Linked DNA regions of Homo sapiens: region 1 is linked to region 2. Evidence: read pairs that join two places in POLR2A ChIA-PET (ENCODE). Cell type or tissue: endothelial cell of umbilical vein. All regions are shown on one strand.

The links. ChIA-PET counts read pairs that join two places held together with the same protein. Peaks named below come from ENCODE experiments on the same cell type or tissue, not always from the same donor. Only the 100,000 strongest peaks of a DNase experiment are listed, where the experiment ranks them.
Region 1: POLR2A ChIA-PET joins it to region 2 with 5 read pairs; 5 of 35 experiments call an interaction of 5 or more read pairs at or near these places.

Annotation. Positions count from the first base shown.
Region 1 is chr2:224,939,987-224,942,486 of GRCh38, reverse strand. The region is part of intron 1 of DOCK10 (dedicator of cytokinesis 10); the gene reads left to right. LOC124906121 (a long non-coding RNA gene) reads right to left here. Exons shown (of 3, transcript XR_007088106.1): 3 at 1,203-1,272. Among named protein-coding and RNA genes, the nearest start is that of MIR4439, 69 kb to the left of the region's middle. In endothelial cell of umbilical vein, no CTCF peak of the experiment used is centred here; no DNase peak of the experiment used is centred here.
Region 2 is chr2:224,836,706-224,839,205 of GRCh38, reverse strand. It overlaps DOCK10 (dedicator of cytokinesis 10), which reads left to right. Exons shown (of 56, transcript NM_014689.3): 25 at 1,375-1,444. Among named protein-coding and RNA genes, the nearest start is that of CCDC195, 120 kb to the right of the region's middle. In endothelial cell of umbilical vein, a CTCF peak has its summit at 1,441; a DNase peak (open chromatin) is centred at 1,445; H3K27ac peaks cover 2,388 bases.

The DNA.
Region 1 (2,500 bases), 100 kb before region 2:
CAGGAGCCAGGATTTTGGTTCTAGGAACAATGAAACAAGGCTGAATCAGGGTTGAAACACAAAGGAAAGCAGGAATGAATGTTGGAAATGGACAGGTTGAAGAATGCAAAGAAGCAGGAGTAACCGGGGGATGTGAATTCAATCCAAGAAATGGAGATGTGAGATTTGAAACTTGGTCTGCCTAAGAATCCAGGTGAACACAGATCAGAGGACCTGGGTGTGAGCTGCAACACTGAACAGTTAGCTCATGTGTCAGGGAGCTGCAGAGAAGCTGCTTCCAAAATGGAAATGGGAGGGGTACCTGTAATTTAACTAAGAATGGTCTTCCTTTCCCTAGCAGCTGACTGCGAAGGGAGGGAGAAGAGTTAAACCAGAAGTGAGCCAAGCTTCTGAGCATGGGCTGGACCATTTGCTAGAGAAGAAGAGTAGCAACAGGGACAGGAAGGAGGGTCATGATCCCAGCAACCCTTTATTTCCTGGAAGGTGGCCGTGGTACAAAACTTTTTGATTGTAAAGATTCCCTCAATTGGTGGCAATTGTCATTGTGGATGTTGACATACACACTAATAACATTCATTATATGGTTCCTTAAATCTACCTTTTCATTTTCTTTCCCTCCTATAAACTTTTTTTTTTTTTTTTTGAGATGGAGGCTCAGTCTGTTGCCCAGGCTGGATTACAGTGATGAGATCTCAGCTCACTGCAACCTCTGCCTCCCGGGTTCAAGAGATTCTCCTGCCTCGGTCTCTCGAGTAGCTGGGATTGCAGGCGCATGCCACCACGCCTGGCTAATTTTTGTATTTTTAGTAGAGACGGGGTTTCACCATGTTGGCCAGGCTGGTCTCGCACTCCTGACCTCAGGTGATCCACCCACCTTGGCCTTCCAACGTTCTGGGATTACAGACGTGAGCTACCACACCCGGCCTGAGCCACCAGGCCCGGCCTGGTCCTCTTTCGCTACCACTTTGTTCCCCTGAGGTGCCTGGTGACCTTATTATACCAGCCCCAGCCTTCTCTTGCCGTTTGCTGCAGAAACTCAAAAGTGGAGCAGAAATAGTATGCCAAATCACAGCTCTATTCCAGAATCCTCCCAACAGGGAGTGAAGAAAAAGCATTTCTGTTTTCTGTTCTCTGTTTTGCAAGGCTATGTTCTTTGCTGGTAGAGTGGAGTGGAGTGGACTATAGGCTTCAAACTGAGCTGGGTTAGAATGTCAATTCTCCCATCAACTTGCAGCCAAGTTGTTGAAGTCTTCAAAATCCAAGCTTACTCATCTAAAAAAAAAAAAAAAGAGCAGTAATGTTCTTTTCCAGGGTTGATGTTGGTATTCAGTGAGAGAAGATATTAAATACTGATTATGGTCTTTGCCATTATGTATGATAGTGGTAGTAGAAAAATAATAACCATTATTGGCATTTACAGGGTAATTTATTTTAAAATGGTAGTGCATATTGTTACCATTATTATCAATTATTTGGTGTGACTGTTATTTCTACAAGAAAACACATATGAATTAGTTTTACTATAATAAATAAATACAGTAAATGTGACTTGTAAGATGAAAATGGGGGGAGGAAGAAAGGTGAAACCCCTATAATATACAACAGATGAGACATACCTAAATCATTGCTAGCTTAGGTGTGTCTGATCTGTTGTATATTGCAGGGGTTTGCCGGAACTTCCCACACAACCAGGCACCTCCTACAGAGAGCAAAATTATAGTATGTGACTATCGTCACTGAAGGTAAACGGGGTCTTAAACTCATTTTTTGGCTTCCAGATATTCTGCTGTCATAGGAGAGTGATGGGTTGAATGGGTAAGGCTTAATGGAAAATTAGAGATCAGGGCTGCACTGAATGTATTTCCCTGGAGAACCAGGAAGGTTCTTAAGCCCCCATTTTCAGGATGCTTGATACCTGGTGTACTTTTCACAGAATGAGACAATCTTGGGTTGCACTGGTAATTCAGGAGTTTACCAAACCTAAATTCCCACACCTCAAAGACAGAAGTCATTAGCTAAAAGAGGTCCTCCTTTAAGACCATTCAAATCCAAATAAACATAAAAATTGAGGAAATAGTAGTCCCTTATTCTAGGCACTATTCCTTGTATTATATCTCATTAGATTCCTATAGTTGCAAGCATTGGAAACCTACTCCAATGAACAAACACAGTCCAGAGAAGGGGACAGAAGGAAGAGTGGAGAGATGGGCTCAGAAAAGAACGAGGAATGGACTTAGAGAAGCTCAGAACAGTGGGAAATGGGTGGTTTTGATGATTCAAACTAATGGAAAGTCTTGTGGGAGTGTAGCCCCAGAAATGAAACAATTCCAATCCTTTCATCAACATTTGCATCCTTCCACTCAAGATTCAGAGTTCGGCAGGAAAGCGTTGAATGGGTCTTGCTGGGGTCACACACCCATGATGCCAGAAAATCAGGACGCTTTCATTAGTCAAATCCACCAAGGCTGCTTCTTATGGGAATGTGGAAAGAAGTAAGTCC
Region 2 (2,500 bases):
TCGGGAGGCTGAGGCAGGAGAATGGCATGAACCCAGGAGGCGGAGCTTGCAGTGAGCTGAGATTGCACCACTGCACTCCAGCCTGGGTGAAAGAGCAAGACTCCGTCTCAAAAAAAAAGAAGTGCTATGAACATTCATGTAGAGGTTTTGTGTAAACATAAGTCTTCGTTTCTCTTAAGTAAATGCCCAAAGTGTAATTGCTGGGGGGCAGGGTGGTTGCATGTTTGATATTTAAGAAAGTGCCTATTCTCCAGAGTGGCTGTATAATTTTGCATTCCCACAAGAACCTTTTTTTTAAGTATTAAATGCTTTAACTGTTCTCACTTTAAATTTGGCTATACTGAATTCTTCCAACATCTCTAATCTGGCCAATGCCTTCACAAATCACAATTTCTTCTTTATAGAGATAGTGCTTTGAATTAATTATTAAATTATATATTTGTGCTGTTCATTTTTTTAAAAAATTTAGTCATAGCATTCTGGAAAAAAATGTTACTTTTGGCATTGAAATGTTTCCAGTATCTTTCTAACTCACAGGCATATTACTGACCTCTTTCTGAATGAGGGTTTGTAGCCTAGTTTTTAAAGCAGAGCCTGAAATTCTGGACAATTTAAATATCTCTAATGGCTTCACAACCATCCAGTTCTGGACCTGCATCAAAAGTCCCCAGCTGTGCCTTCAACTCATGCTCTTTTCAGCATGTGAATGTGTCTCTGTGTTGGCAAGACTCCTAGATATTGCAGCTGATAGATCTGTTGAAATTCTGAGATATTCCTAAGCACTATAGCCATGGAGCAGCTGGTAGTGTTAATGTGAAAAAAGATCCACCTGTACATCATTGCTGCTAGAAACCCCAACCCAGCTAAGGGAAAAACAAAGCAAAACAAAACAACTGCATCTTAACCTAATTACTTTTTCCAAAAGCATATATAGTGCCTATAGGTTGGAAGGCAAGCCCTCTTCAAATGAAATATGATTATTAATTTGAAATTAAAAGTCTAAAATTTTAATTAGGCACTAAAAATAATCCCTTTTGCAAAAAGATAATGTCAAAAACGCACAGACCATAATTAGCACATTCAACTTGGACAAAAAGTCTCCATTGTGATATTACAACACTACTTACATCTTTGTGTTTCAAAGTTTCAAAGTTGGAAATGGCTAATCGATGGAAATGGCTCATTGATGCTATAGATATTAAATGCCCAGTATTGGATATGGGGCTGAGGAGGGCAAGGAAGGAGTCAGAGATTGGTTCATTCATTCACCCAGTAATTATTAAATACCCAATTTACAAAGCACTGTAATGACAAACTAAAGCGGGGTTTTTCTGCCCTCTCCAGAAAGGCCACTGAACAGCTTTGCTTTTGCAGGGTTCTGACCGACATTGTGGCCAAGTGCCATGAGGAGCAGCTGGATCATTCTGTCCAGTCATATATTAAGGTATGAAATGCCTCTTGGAAATTGCTCATATCCCCTTGTGCTGTGTGACTTGTCTCATTTCCTGTCTGCAGTAAGTGGGAAGTTTTCTCCCTTTAACTGAGTGGCGCCCACCACAGTAATATCAGGAATTTGCCTTAGCTACTTAGAATTCCATCTCTTTGCATTAATGGGCTAGGTGAATTTTTAAATGTATAAATAATGTGTACCTGTGCACATAAATAATTAAATGGGGAGAGAGAGGAAAGAAAAAGATAGAGGAGAAAACTAAAGTGCTGTCCTTTTGAAGTCAACATTACAAGTACATGAGATTCCTGTGTTAATTTAAGGAAGACTTTCCTGTTGGTTTGTTGAATGCTCTGTGTTTCCTCTGTAATGCTTTCTTAGCTCTTTCTATTGTTTCCTCAGGCATTATTTCATTTTCCCAGTTACTGTATATTTGTACCTGCTTCTGGTATGTTAAGTCCTTTATCTTCTGGCATGAACCACTTGCCCATTCCATCAGTGTGCACTGCTTCTTCCAGTGTCCTACGTCAAGTGTTCACTCAGAGACGCTTCTATTCTCATTTCCAGTTGGCCTGTGGATTAATGCCAGTGAACTTGTGATGATGTTTGCACTTTCATAGTTCCCACCTAAATGTCATCCTCTTGAATGAAAAGAAAGAACCCATCCAGAAATACAGAAGAGTATCTTAAATTACTTTATAATACATAGAGGACCTAAATCTCTTATTTTTTTTCCTATGCATAGATTAAATCTTTTTGAGACATAGCTTTTTCATCAAAAAACTGTATTCTCTTAATATGTATGCACAGACAGATACTCATATATTCAAGATGTCTAGAAACTTGTTAAAAAAAAAATCGGCCAAGCGTGGTGGCTCACGCCTGTAATCCAAGCACTTTGGGAGGCCGAGGCGGGCGGATCACGAGGTCAGGAGATTGAGACCATCCTGGCTAACACAGTGAAACCCTGTCTCTACTAAAAATACAAAAAATTAGCCAGGCGTGGTGGTGGGCGCCTGTAGTCCCAGCTACTTGGGAGGCTGAGGCTGCAGA